Linked DNA regions of Mus musculus: region 2 is linked to region 1. The links are chromatin loops, found by intact Hi-C in ENCODE. Cell type or tissue: heart. All regions are shown on one strand.

Region 1 (5,000 bases):
GCTACTTACATAGCTAAGTGTGTTCAGCTTGACTCACTGGTTTTGCAGCTAACAAAAGCTACTTAAGCTGGACGTGCCACTACAACAGGCAACGTGTTTGCTAAGCTTCCCTCCAGCGTGTATTCTGAAGGCTTGCAGAAGATGCAGAGACAGAACAAGCTGCTCAGCTACTTCCAATATTAACTAATGCTCCTCTGCTTTTTAAATGTATACAACGGTGAAATCATCTGTCCAGCATCAAACAATCTCCAAGGCATCTCTGAGGACTTCTGACTACTCTACTCTCCCACGGTAACATCCTGAGGGTAACACAAAGGAAATAAGAGAGCATGTCCACCTTAGTCAGGGTTACTAATACTAGGATGAGACGCCATGATCAAAAGCAACCTGGGGAGGAAAAGGTTTATTTCACTCCATTCCACAGAACAGCTCATCATCAAAAGCAATAAAGTGAGAGCAGGAACTCAAGCAGCATAGGAACCAGAAGACAGGAGCTGATGCAGAGGCCATGGAGGGGGGCTGCTTACTGGCTTGCCCCAATGGCTTGCTCAGTCTGATTGCTTATAGAACCCAGAGCCACAAACTCACAATGTGTTGGGAATCGATCACTAATTAAGAAATGCCCAACAGGTGGATCTTACAGAGGCATTTTCTCAATTGAGGGTCCTTCCTTTCAGATAACCCTAGCTTGTGTGAGGTTGACATAAAACTAGCTAGCACATCCACCATGAACTCAAAGCTCTTTATCCCTGCTAAAAGTCAAAAGCCATTGCTGATACAGCCTGCAGCCATGGAAAAATATAAAGACTGTGTGCTCGTGCATGCTCATGTTTGTGAGAGTGCATGTTCCTGTGTGTGAGCACTCACACACGTATGCGCATACATGCAAATAAATATAATTAAAACTGCACTATTAGCCATGCCAAACATTTTACACATTTACGCAGTGACACATAAAGGGCTACCACTGTTACTTCAATCCTATAAATAAGCAAACTCAGATACAAAGAAACCAAGCTTCTTGAAATTCCCACAGCTAAGAAAATGTACCCCCTCCCCTTTCCTGGTGTAGCAGAACACAGAGCTCCCTTCCTCAGAGTGGCTTTGAACTTCTGGATTCTTAGATTCCAGGAAGCTATCTAGAGCAACAAAAGTCAGCATCAAGGTATCAGATGTGAACAATCTACAGCTCAGGAAAACCGTTCCTGAACACAGCAGTTCTCAGCCCTGAGCAGTCTTCGCCTCAACAGGACGCACCGTTCTCTGGGTAGGGCTCCAGGGAAGTGAGGAGACTTCTGAGGACGTGCACACTGCTGGGGACACCACCTCTCTACCTGAGGCCCTCCCCTCAGCCTCCCTCAATGACATGGGCAGTATGATGCTGCTGGCCCCTCACAGGAGCTTGAACACAGGCCTGCAGGATTAACTCTAGCCCTGAGGACCTTCTTGTCACTGATGCCATTGCAGGATGGAGTTAGCCTAAAATGGGAATAGTGTATTTCTAGTACTGCAAAATGCAATCTATTTCCTTCCTAGGGGATGCTGCTGGAAGCTGAGCATGGCAGGTAGGACATGCCTATAATCAGGAGGCTGAAACAAGAGGGTCAAGAGTTCAAGGCCAGCTGGACCACATAGCATATTTCAGTCTACTGACAAATAACACAGTTCTCATATTAATGCTATAAATGAAAGTTGACTTTGAAGTCATAGCGCACAGATTTTGATTAGCCCAAATTACATGTTCCAACTAGGTAATAATTTCATTAAGTTTTTACAGTAACAAAGTCATAAATAAAGATAACAAAGTTATAAATAAATACATTGGTACGCACACTAAGAAGGCTGGTTGTATCCAAAAGGGAAATCTCTGCTATAGGCCTCAGATATTATCCGATGACATTTTTAACTTTTGGTTGGTAGAAGCTTGTGATCTGTTAATATATCCCAAAAGGTTTCACATGACAAGTCACAAGGATGTTGGGTCAGATATAACAGAGGTGAGCAATAAATGCTGATTAAGGAGACTAAAGACAAACTGTAGGCTCTGGGCCTGAAACATTCCAACCTCCCCATAATCACTAATGTTATAAACAGTGCAATCAAGTCAGTGTAAGGCATAGCTTCCCTTCAGGAATTTGAACCCAGAGTCTAATCTGGACCTCATGAAGACATTGTGTGTGTGTGGGGGGGGGGATGAATATGAATAAAAGGATGCACATACCACACTCCTCTCCTCTTGAGATCATCTGAATATAGTAGAAATACATATACTCTAAAGAATTGTAAATACAGGAGCCCTCTGGAATTAGGACACTCACAGACTATGACCTAAACACCATGAAGAACGGTAGATGCTGGCTAAAACCCAGAAGTGGCTACAGGGGATGGAGGGGCCGGGGGCATCCTAGAAAGCAGAAAGCACATGGAGAAGAGAGGGGAATCAAAAGCAGTCCCTGCTCCTGATCACCAGCTCTGAAGAGGTTACTGGATTCTCAGAGACCCCTCCCAAATCTCCTTCAGCTTGGCAACTACAAAACTTGCTTGGCAAACAGCACAGTAAATGGCACAATATGTGAAGCCACTTACAGTGCCACTGCTTTTTGAGGAGGGAAGCAAGGGCCTGCCAGGGAGCCACAGAGAACAGCCAAGCAGGAAAGCGCAGAGTGTGTTCACACTGGGAACATCTGGCAGGCATCCTGCAAACAGTGACTGTGGTGACTCATCATAATGAGGCCACAGAACAGCAAGGAAAAACCACTAGCAGGGAAGGGTTGGCATTTTCATTTCAAAACAAGATGGAGCTCAGGTCAAGGATGTATCTATCAAGGATCAGTCTATAGCAAGAGTAAGTCTCCAGAGTTACCTATAAAACATGGACACTCTCTTCTCTGAGTCTCTGCAGAAATGTGGCAAACACATTCATATCACCACTACCCAACTTAATGCAGAGGCTGTATCCTATTTCTTTCTTTCCTCAAAGTGGGTAACTTAGACTGTCATGTCAGCAGTGAGTGAAGACTGACTAGTACAAACCCCAGTGTTCCCAGCACTAGCTATAGTAGCTAGCAGGAGTTTTATGGTCCATTTATAACAGCAACTTAATCCTAGGCACAGGTTATACTGATCCCCCTGTCCTCATCTGACATGGGGGTGAACTCTGTTCCCTCCGGCAATGAAAATGAGAAGATGCACCTAACATCCTTCATCCTGCCCCACCCACCCACACACCCACACACCCACACCCACACACCCACACACACACACACCCACACACACACCCACACACCCACACCCACACACACACACACCCCCCCACACACACCCACACCCACACACCCACACACCCACCCACCCACACACCCACACACCCACACCCCCACACCCCCACACCCACACCCACACACACACACACACAGTGAACTGGTTTCCAGTCTCCTGTTCCCCATGACCGAAACCTAAACAACCGCCTGGGAGACTGCTGAAAAGACGTATCATAGATCATTTCTGACCTTTTCCTTTATCCTCTGCCTATCAGAGGATAAAACCAGGAAGACAGGCTGTAACCCATTCGAAGTCAGGTCCCCAACAGACTGTCTTTCCCTCCAACTCAGCCGAGTGGCAGTCAGACTACCCAGCATTTCTGAATCTGACAAGAGCTGAGGTATCTTTGAGGCTGAGGTTAGGGAGCTGGGGATAGAGTAAAAATGATGCTTAAATAAACCTGACAGAACCCTGAGCGACAACCTAAACACGGTCCATGTGCCTGGATATTAGAAGATCTGGCCAAGACTCAGTGGCCCAAGAACACCTCTCAGCCTGTCCAATTCACCAAGCCCCTACCAGGCCTGGTCTTTACAAGTATCTAAGGAGATCAACAAGAGGCTGGTAGAGACATCTTCAGATCCCTTCTTTCCATCCTGGACATGACAGGATTCAAGCACACAGAAGACAGAATGAGAGAGCAAGCAGCAACCTTCCTCTTCCAAGGCAAGAACACCCATTTTTACCAGTAGGCTCAATAAGTTTCTATCTCTGCTCTGAACTACACATTTCCAAAAAAAATTACAAGAGCATATATACTATGCTAGATATTTAAGATTAAAAAAAATAGGGGCTAGAAGGTGTCTCACAAGATAGTGCTTGCTCTGCAAACATAGGAACACAACTTTGAATCCCCAGAACCCATGTAAAAAATAAAACAAACAAAAACCAGACATGGCTGTGCATGTAAGTACAACACTAGGAGACAGAGACAGGCAGAGCTAAAGAGCTCACCAGCCAGCTAGGCCAGCCTAACTGTCAAAGATCCTATCTTAAAGGAATAAGACTGAGAGCAATAGAGGAGGATACCCATATCTTTCTCTGGCTTCTCCATGAGCATAAACATAAATACTTACATTTTTTATGTAGGTTCATATTTCCATCCAGTCAAATGAGGCGCCTCATGTCACTGTCAAGACCCCCAAGACTTCTCAAAAGTGTAACTACATAAGGACCTAACAGAAAGGCTGGGAACATCACAGCTTGGAGACTAGAGCGAGAGTAAGAGGCAGCTCTGTGGTTTTTGAAAAGGAGAAAACCAGGTATGGTGTTACACTTGTAATCCCAGCATTTGGGAGGGATTCAAGTTCAAGGTCAGCCTGAACTATACCGATAGCGGTTCTGGGACAGCCTGGGTTACAGGGTCTCAAAATAAGTACTTGAATGAATGAGTAAATGAATGAGTGGAGAAATTCCCATAGGACCATAAAGATATTAGGTTGCTTAATCACTTAACACATGTGAGTGCTCCATCTCCTATGTAAATGAAGAGGTAGAGGAAGAGGTAGAGAGCTAGTTTCCTTAGAAAATGCTACTTTACCTTTTAAGAATTCTTAATATGACAAAGCTAAATTGTATGAAATTGCTGATACTTGACATTTTATAAAAGAAATGGAAGTTTCACAAGGTTAAACCCGATTGGTATGAACAACCACGTAGAGCAGCACATCCTAAATTGG
Region 2 (5,000 bases), 56 kb before region 1:
CAAAAACATGTTTACTTGGAAGAGTTACCACTTTCCCTGCCAAGCTGGCCTGCTTGTCTAAGCTGTGTCCTCAAGTGATACCAGAAAAGACAAAGCGAGATAACACCCTCTCTGCTGTCCTCGAGCCCCTGGGTGAGCCTGACACCACTGGGGCTGCTCTGTGGCCTACTCATGAGCCCAGTGCGACTTCCTTCTACCCAGCTCAGCAGGCACACCTCTGTGGGCTCCATCTTTTCCTTTTAAGATCAGAGGTTAAGTTATGGTTAACAGTATGAAACTGCCTGGGAATGGACAGAGCCTATAGTAATAAACTTCAGGAAAAGATCTATGACACACAAGAGTGGCCCAAACATCAGAAAGACAGAAGGAACAGAAAAAAAATTAGATAGATAGATAGATAGATAGATAGACAGACAGACAGACAGACAGTGCAAAGAGGCCAGGTGCTGGATCCAGCTTTGCTCTAGGGTCCTAGTGCATGCATGCACAGGGCTTTCTGGGACCTTGTCCTTGTAGAGTCCCTTCTCTTCCCCCACTATTTGCTCCTTGACAAATGGGCAGCTGGTAATTTCTGGGATTGGGAATGTGGGTCTGGTTGTATAGTGGATCTATGCTCTTAAGAGAATCCAGAGAGGTAGAGACCATCTAGGGAGGTGGAGTCTGGGAGGAATTAGATCAGCAGAAGCAACTGAAGGGAAGAAATAAGGTACCAGGGCCAGGGGAGGGCCACAAACAGAGGCTCTTATCCAGGACAGGCCTCCAACTACCACATCAACATGGTACAATAAAGAAAGAACTGATCTAATTCTTTCTCCTTCTTATCCACTTTTTAATGTATATGTGCCTGCCATACATGTGCAAGTGCCCACAGTGGCCAGAAGAAGGCATCATATTTCCTAGAGCTGGAGTTACAAATGGTTTTGAGTCACAGGACATGTATGCTGGCTTGCAAACTGGGGTCTTCTGGAAGAATAGCAATTACTCTTAACTGCTGGGTCATCTCTCTGGCCCACCACTCACTTATTTTATAAACTAAATACTGACACTGAAATGTCTTTATGTGGTCAACAAACCCTAAAGCGGATGGACATCTGTAAGAGCCAAGCACCTGGGATGTGCCAGTGGAACTCTGGAGCAGACACTGAAAGGGGCTGGCAATGAGACTTCTGGCTTCAAAGGGACCATCAAAGGAGCTTTAACTGGGGACAGCAAACTCTGGAAATCATGTGCCACATAGTCTCTCACCAGCACATCCAGTCTGGGCAGGTCTCGAGCGAGCTTACCATGTTTTTGTTGTCCTGTTTGTTAATGCTGACCACAGACTCCTTTATTACAATGTGGGTGATTTCAGGGAAATAGGAAAAATTGTTCCACTCTTCCCGGAGTTTGTTTCTCTCATCATCCTTCTTGTGTTTATTATATTCCAGTTTTTTCCGCTTCAGTTTATTTTTTTCCTTTTCAACAGGAACAACCTGATAAGATAACAAAAGTGACAGGATTTAGTTAGCTTTCTCATTTTCTGTTGGCAAAAGGTCAGTGCTTCTAGCAATTTCATATAGGGCAAAGGCCCAAAGAAGAGAAAGCCAGCATGCCTGAAGTCAGAGAAATGCAGGGAATCATGGGCTTACAAACACCAGAGAATCCTGGGATTTGGTTCTCCAAGAGTCCTTGATGAGCACGGTGCATGATTTATAGTGTGCATGCTGATGCCGGAGAGGGCTTAATGGATGTGTACCAGCCGCAGGCCTCCTCAACTCCAGACTGACTGTGCCCAGCCAGACAGCAGATCTTCCCAAATACATCAAATGGTCAAAACCCAAGCTCCTCCTGCTACCCATGTTTTCACTTTAGACTAGTGCCTAAGTGAGGCTTCAAGAGATGATAGGAACTCATCTCAACAACTGACACCCTAAAGAGTACATACGTGCACAAAGTTATCTAGCTGACTAGCATGAGCTCTGCATGACAGCTTCCACATTAACTCCCTGACATCTCTGAGCCACCATTTCCCAGCCATAAAATATCAACTTTTAATGTCACTCTTCATGAGATTAGACACATGCCTATCTATATGTTAATTACTATGCAGAAAGTACTTGGTAACTTGGTATTGTTATTTTAGCATGAGAATAAAGCAGGAGGAGAAAATTAATCTTATATTTAATATTACTTGTAGTAATAACTATGCAGCTACAGTAATTCAGACAACAGTTGTTATTATTAGCCAGGTTTGGTGTCAACACACCATCTAGCTCTCTGAACAACCATATGAATCAGATATAGTAACTGCAGTCAGCCAATTGATTTCTTGGGTTCCACGTCCTCCAAGTGTGTGTGCACAGATTCAACAGCCAATGAGCAAAATGTCAGGCCTGTAATATTTTGTATGTTCCACAGACTCTTTTATTGTCATTATTCCCCAAATAGTGCAGTGTAAGTATTTATGTAGCATTTACATAATGTTAGGTATTATAAGGCAACCTGGAAAAAACAAGTGTATACAGAAGGATGTACAGGTTGCATAAAAATACTGTATCATTACCTATGAGACCTGAGCATAGGCAGATTTTGGTCCCTACACAGAATCCTGACCAATACCTGCATCCAGGTACTAAGAGACAACAGTATCTCCATTTGACAGATGAGTCCCATGCACCTACTTGGGTAGAATAACCCTCCTAAGGCCATTTAAATACAAGGAGTGTAGCTGAAATTTAAACATGCCTCCTTAGATTTCAACTCATGTTATTACCTCATTTGACAAAGACAAAGGGCTGCAGATGTCACTCAGCAGCAGATCACTTGCCTAATCATCAGGCCCTAGATTTGATTCCCAGCACTGTAATTACAAGTAAAAGTGCGGGAGGGGTCTGCAGCATGCTCATGGCCCTCATGGCCCTTGATTCGATCCCCAGTACAATAAAACACTCAATCAAGCTTCATAACACAAAGGAGTTATCTATTTCATGACGTCAAAGCCTGCCTAGATTCATTTCCTGCCTCAACTGTGCCACAGTTGTGTTGTGAGTGATGAGAGATGAGTGGCCTCCAGCTGAGTTGATTTAATGTAGCCTACGAGGTGAGGTTAAGATTCTGACAGGCTCAACAGCACATTCCCTTGATGACCCTGGATATTCTCTTTTTTAGATCAGACACCCACACCCACTTACATTTGGTTTCTGCCGCCACTGGATCCCGAGATTTCCAGTCACCATGACCTCATAGAGAACATTGCCACTGTCATTCGAATGGCATCGACTCAATTCATTTTCTGATGAAATCAGTAGCATAGAAGTCTCAAATATTTCAGCTCCATAATGTTTTGTCAAAGTTTCCAAGGTAGCCAGGTATTTCACCTTCAGGTCATGTGTAGACACACTGCTGTCACAGATGGTCTTGTTGTTAAATTCCTTCAAGAAATCCTTGAAAACATTATTTATTCGCATCCTGGTAAGAAGGTTCCTCTGTCTGATGGATTTATTCAATGTTTCTGGAATATATCGCTTGTAGCTAAAAGAAAATAATTTTTATATATACAGGTTAGCAAGAAATGATTAGAAGTCTGCCTCTATGACTTTCCTTGTATGTTTAGGCAAACGAGAAAACAGTGACTATTCCCTGAGGACCACGGATATAAATGGCTGTGAAGAGATAAGACACAATCCTGACAGAGAGCGTGCATGGCATCACGAGTTCCACAAATGTCAGGAGAACTGGAGCCCCTGGCACAACGGAGACAAAAAAGCTGAGTCATCTAGATTTCTGCTTGCTAGTTTAGGGCTCTGTGCACATTAGAACACTCATATGCACGGGTAAACTGAGCACTGGGATCATGTTCACATCTGTAATCCTAGCACTGGGGAGCTGGGGTAGAGGTAAGAGGACCAGGAGTTCAAGGCTATCCTCAGTCATAGAGAGAATTGCTTCAGGGTGAGTTAGAATGTTCTGAAAAGCATCAAGCTGTGCCTTAATCTCCTCTGGAGATTAACACATTCTACGCTGCCTGCCTGTCTGCATCCTGTTCGCTAAAAATTATATAATTTCTTATGAAGATGATTAAAAACTCACAAATGTCAGATACAAACAGTATCTCCCATGTGACTGTGCAAGTTCCCCAAGCTTCGTTACTTGTCCCAGGCTCTCTAGCAATCAGATCTCAACACACGCCGTGCTAACAGGCAGGAGATAGTCTGAAAAAGACCAGGACTAATACCCCTGAAAGAGCAAGGGCTTACTTTAGTTCTTTCTATATTTTGTCCACTGGGACAAGCAAAGGTAAACTGGCCCAAAGAATCCCTATAACAATACTGAGGCATACTGTGAATTCTCAGACCAATCTTTAGCAAATAGTACAGTTTTTCTCTTAAAAGTAATATAATAGAATTACAGGATAGTTGTCAACTTAAGCCACCTGAAAAAATAAAACACAAGGAGTGAAGGTCACATAAAAGTGACCTGGAAAATGTCTAATCCCCTGCCTGAGGAGCGACTGGATACTGACAACACAAAGAGAAAAGGAGATCACCTCATGACATGTGCATACCACTCTCATAAACTCTCCTTTCATACTGGAGCGGTGGACCTGGGGGTGAACCCCGTTCTGTGGTACTGCGGAAGGAACGAGGAGCTCAAGCATGTGAGACACAGCTCTGGCATTGTGCTGTATCCTTTGTAAATAAGCTCTTTAAAATGGGATTGTCTTTTCTTTTCAGCCCTTTTTTATTATTTTTTTTTATTTGAGACACAGTCTCATTATGTAATCCTGGCTGTCTTAGAACTTCCTGTGTGGACCAGGTGGCCTCAAACTCAAGAGATCGTCCAGCCTCTGTCTCTGCCTCTGCCTCTGCCTCTGCCTCCCAAGGGCTGGGACCAAGTCATGTGCCACCGGCGCAGCTTGTGCTATCTCACAGCTCATTGGTGAGTGGAAAGATGATTCAATTTCAGAGATAGACTGAGCAGACAAAATATTAATCTCAACCCACACTTATATAAAATTTTCT

Evidence for each region. Hi-C counts contacts between places; a loop is a spot of excess contacts. Peaks named below come from ENCODE experiments on the same cell type or tissue, not always from the same donor. Only the 100,000 strongest peaks of a DNase experiment are listed, where the experiment ranks them.
Region 2: it touches region 1 in a loop (4-fold over the local background); 2 of 42 quality-filtered maps call a loop at or near these places.

What each region holds. Positions count from the first base shown.
Region 1 is chr4:101,231,858-101,236,857 of GRCm38, forward strand. All of the region lies in intron 1 of Jak1 (Janus kinase 1), which reads right to left. Among named protein-coding and RNA genes, the nearest start is that of Jak1, 31 kb to the right of the region's middle. In heart, no CTCF peak of the experiment used is centred here; a DNase peak (open chromatin) is centred at 2,664.
Region 2 is chr4:101,176,285-101,181,284 of GRCm38, forward strand. Jak1 (Janus kinase 1) reads right to left here. Exons shown (of 25, transcript NM_146145.2): 7 at 3,171-3,510; 8 at 1,284-1,472. Among named protein-coding and RNA genes, the nearest start is that of Gm24468, 8.0 kb to the right of the region's middle. In heart, no CTCF peak of the experiment used is centred here; no DNase peak of the experiment used is centred here; H3K27ac peaks cover 1,273 bases.